Regions from separate parts of the Homo sapiens genome. Here region 1 is linked to region 2. A link is an interaction called in ENCODE POLR2A ChIA-PET data of the cell type or tissue named here. Cell type or tissue: PC-9. All regions are shown on one strand.

Region 1 (2,500 bases), 200 kb after region 2:
CACTTCCCATGCTAATCTGCCGCTTCTTGGACGGTGAGCGATTTTATTCCTTTTCTTTCTTTTCATTTATCTGTGTAAAAAAACATTGTTGAAGTGAGCACCAACAATGTACTAGGCCCTGCATTTGGCACTGGGGATATCACACTGAACAGTGCAGACATCTTCCCAGTTCTCACAGAGCATCCGAGCTTATTCTGACAAGTAACAGAAAGTAACTCTAGGAGTTGATGGAAAGAATATTGGGGATGTAAAGTAATTTGGAGTGGGTTGTAAAACCATACTTGCAGAACTGTAAGAACCAAGACAACCCCAGAGGCCAAGACCAGGACATATTTCAGCAAGAACAGTCTGGCCAAAATGCCACACCCCTGCTCCGTACATCTCACACTATCCTTGGATCCTGCTGAAGCCATGCAAATGGTTCCCAATGGTTCCATTTGTTTGTATCATTGTAGATTAATTTCTCAGGTGGGAGCATGCACCTAGATACTGCTGACCTAGGTCAAGGTGCCCGTTTTCTGGCTGCCAGGTGGTATGGGGAGGGACCTTCTCTCCTACATGGTTTCTGCAGTGGGAAGATGGGTGTTGAGTCCCTCCAACATGACACTGAATGGAGGATTTCACCCAGAAGACACAAGCTCATACAGTTGACTGACATTTTTAACTCTGGTTATAACCTATGGCTTATTTACATAATATCAACTGTAACATTTGGGGGTGTTGTTCTTGCTGTCTTTCATTGCATTTGATTAAATCATATCAAGGATTCAGGTCATTTCTCCCTAACTGATATTTCATTTGTTTTCATACTTCTAGGTGCTTTTTATTTCTGGTGGAAGCATTGAGTATTGGTGGAACTGAATACTAAGCTGTCTGGCAAAGTAGAAATCTAATCTCCAGAGGCTCAGCTCCAGCATCATAAAGAAAAGTATATCCCCAGAGTCAAAGCATAAAGGAAAAGAATAGGTGTATGGATTTGGACAGAGAGGAAACCATATACATATGCCTAATGATTTATATATTGGTTTACTCATTACATTAAAAAATAATAACAAAGGACTGAGATTAACCTCAGTTAATAACAAAGGACTGAGATAGTCCTTTGATTATTCATCAAAGAGGGACAGATCAAATAGATTTTCAGATATCTGTACAAAAACTGCTATCTAGGTGTATAAAAAATGAAGACTACCTTTATGTATGAAATAATCTCCAAAAGATATTGTTAAGTGGAAAAATCTCTCTTACACCATTGTTCCAGTCTAGCCTGGTTGGTCCATATGGTGACTGCACAGGTATCTGGGACTCCTCTTTACTACTCTTCTGAATCTACTCTTCCTGGGTCCTAAGTCTTACTCATTCTTCAGTCGTTTCTCAAGAAGTGATAGATAGGAAATTAAAAGCGAGTTGAAAAACAGTGCATACAGTATACTACTATTTGTGTAAAATTTGTGGGATAATGCATGTGAATTTCATTATGCAGTTATGCACTGCATGATGATGTTTTGGTTGATGACAGATTGCACATATGATGGTAGTCCCCTAAGATTATAATGGAGCTGAAAAACTCCTATCCCCTAGCAATGTCATAGCCATCAAAAGGTAAAGACATAGCACAATGCATTACCCACATATTTGTAGTGATCCTGGTGTAAACAAACCAACTGTGCTGCCAGTCATATCAAAGGATAGCACATATTATTATGTACAGTACATAATACTTACTAATGAATGACTGTTACTGGTTTATGTATTAAGCTTACTATACTCTTTCATCATTATTTTGGAGTGTACTTTTTCTACGTATTAAAAAAAATTAACTGCAAAACAACCTCGGGCAGGTTCTTCAGGAGGGATTCCAAAAGACGGCATTGTTACCATAGGAGATGACAGCTCCATATGTTATTGTCCCTGAAAACCATTCAATGAAACAAGATGTGGAGGTGGAAGACAGTAATATTGATGATCCTGACCCTGTGTAAGCCTAGGTTAACATGTGCATTTGTGTCTTAGTTTCTAACAAAAGCATTTATAAAGTAAAAATGTTACAGTAACCTAAAGTTAATTTATTATTGAAGAAAGAAAAATATTTTAAGATAAATTTAGTGTAGCCTAAGTGTAGAGTGTTTATAAAGTCTACAGTAGTGTAGAGTAATGTACTAGACCTCCACGTTCACCTGCCACTCACTCACTGACTCACCCAGAGCAACTTCCAGTCCCACAAGCTCCATTCATGGTAAGTACCCTATACAAGTGTACCATTTTTAATCTTTTATACCATATTTTTACTGTACATTTTCTATGATTGGATATGTTTAGATACAGCAATACTTACCATTGTGTTACAATTGCCTACAGTACAAAGTACAGTCACATGCTGTAGGAGTTTGTAGCCTAGGAGTAAGAGGCTGTACCATGTAGCCTAGGTGTGTGGCAGGCTGTATGATTTAGGTTTGTGTAAATTCACTCTGTGATGTTTGCATAACCACAAAATCACCTA
Region 2 (2,500 bases):
AAGGGAAGATTGTGCTGCTGGTGTGCACTTCTAGGCCCAAGGAATGGCTGGTTGTCAGGGTTTGGATGCAATTTATAAATCTTGGGGTGTCCACACATGCAATTCTGAGGTTTTTTGCAATGTGGGTGTTAGCTGAGTTGGGAAGAGAAGATTGGGCCAGGGGCTTGGGAGAGTCTGAGGATTCTAAATTTGAATCTGGCATTCCTGATCATTATGAAGCTGGGGTGTGTTTGTCTATATATGTCTAGGTGAGCAAGAATAACATATTTTATTTAACAGTTTGTTAACTTGGTTTATAACTTTTAATATTTTAGATATATGGTATGTGGATCTGTATTTGAACTTTTTTCTCCTAGGCCACAAATGTTTGGGCTGGGCTTACCTCTCTCCCCATCCCACAGGCTAGAGGCCAACTTGGATTCAGAGCTGCCCCGCGTGGGCTAACTGGCGTGTATGGGTCATGGGGCAGCAGAAGGGACCCTTTATTTCTATTCCCCATTACCCTCCCCACACCACATTTCTGTATCTTTTAATTAGGCATGTTTTTGCCAAATGTTTATTATTAGTTTGTATGCATGCATATCCTTTTACTTTTTAAAAATACATTTTTATTGAGAAATAATGTACACACCTTAGTATTGTGTACGGTGCACACAACTTGGGTGACGGGTACACTAAAATCTCAGACCTCACCACTATGCAGTTTATCCGTGTAACCAAAAACGATTTGTACCCCAAAAGCGATTGAAATAAAAAATTAAAAAGACCAAAAAACGAGAGAAAAATTCACATACCATAAGGATGCAGTTTAATAAATACTCGTCTGATCAAGAAACAGAACATTACGAGCACCCCAGAAACCACCTCTGTGCTCCTCTCTTCCAGCTTTTCCAAACGGTAAGCATTATATAAACTTCTAATTGATTAGTTTTGCTTTTTTATACATTATGAAAATGGAATCTTGTGTATTTACTCTTTTGTGTCTGGCTTCTTTTGCTCCACATCATATTTATGAGAATCATCCATTTCATTGCCTGTTTTTGTACTTTATGTAAATGGAATCATGTGCATGTGTTTATGTGTCTGGATTCTCTGCTCAACATATTTTTGAGATTCACCATGTTGCATGTACCAGAAATGCGTTTCCTCTGTGTAGATATATAACAATTTGTTTATCCATTCATAAGCTGACAGATATTTGAGTTTTCAGGTTCTGGATGTTATGAGATACTGTTGCTGTGAACATCCTAATATGTGTCTCCTGGTGAATATATGTATGCACTTATGTTGGGTACATATTGAGGGGTGGGATTGCTAGGTCATAATGCTATGCATATGTTTATCTCTATAGTTTTTCAAGAGGTTGTTTCAGTTTACACTTTCACCAACAGCTTATGAAAATCCTAGTTGCTGCACATCCTTGACATTACACTTTTGGAATTAAAATTTTTTTTAAGCCATTTTGGAAGGTGTATAGTAGTAATGCAATGTGGTTTTAACTTGAATATCTCTGTTGACTAATGAAGTTGGCTACTTCGGCCATTTGGATATCTTCTTTTGTGGATGGATGTGGGTGTACGTCTGAGTCTTTTGCCTGTTTTTCTGTTGGGTTGTCTGTCTTTTGCTTATTGATTTGTAGTACTCTTTCAAATATTCTGGATGTGAGACCATTGCTAGCAATATGTTTTATTTATATCTTCTTCCACTCCACTTGTTGCCTTTTCATTCTCTTAATGGTGTCTTTTGATGACCAGAATTTCTAATTTTAATACAGTCAATGTATCATTTTTTTCTATGGATAGTGCTATATGTATTCTGTTTAAGAAGCAATTGGTTATTAATTACAATACCATGAAAAATGTTTCCTAGGTGTTCTCCAAAATATTTTTGTTTTATCTTTCTCATTTGGGTCTGCAGTTCATCTATAATTTTTTTTAACATATGGTATGAGATATGAGTCAAGAAATATTATTTTCCATATGGCTATCCAGCTGACTCAGCACAATTTATTGTAAGACCTTTCCTTTCTCATTGCAGTGCAGTGTTGTCATGGTCATAAATCAGGTGACTGTGTTCCAGCTGACAATGTCTTTTTTTTTTTTTTTTTTTTTTTGCCAACACTACAATATCTTAGCTAGTATAGCTTTATAGTAGGTCTTGGCACCTGTAGTGTAGATCTTCCAGTTTTATTGTTCTTCAGGATTGCTCTGGCTATTTTGGATCTTTTGCATTTCTACATGAATTTTACCATCAGTTTTTGAATTTCAGCAGGAAAGAAACCTGCTGGAATTTTTGATTGTGACTTTAATTTACAGCTTAATTTGGGAAAAATTGCCTTCTTTACAGCATTTAGTCTTCAAATCTATGAACATGGCATATCCCTCCATTTGCTTAAGACTTCTTTCTGAGGCCGGGTGCAGTGGCTCACACCTGTAATCCCAGCACTTTGGGAGGCCAAGGTGGGTGAATCACCTGAGGTCAGGAGTTCGAGACCAGCCTG

Evidence for each region. ChIA-PET counts read pairs that join two places held together with the same protein. Peaks named below come from ENCODE experiments on the same cell type or tissue, not always from the same donor. Only the 100,000 strongest peaks of a DNase experiment are listed, where the experiment ranks them.
Region 1: POLR2A ChIA-PET joins it to region 2 with 16 read pairs; 2 of 35 experiments call an interaction of 5 or more read pairs at or near these places.

What each region holds. Positions count from the first base shown.
Region 1 is chr11:124,412,020-124,414,519 of GRCh38, reverse strand. No RefSeq gene overlaps it. Among named protein-coding and RNA genes, the nearest start is that of OR8B4, 12 kb to the left of the region's middle. In PC-9, no CTCF peak of the experiment used is centred here; no DNase peak of the experiment used is centred here.
Region 2 is chr11:124,607,884-124,610,383 of GRCh38, reverse strand. No RefSeq gene overlaps it. Among named protein-coding and RNA genes, the nearest start is that of PANX3, 2.3 kb to the left of the region's middle. In PC-9, no CTCF peak of the experiment used is centred here; no DNase peak of the experiment used is centred here.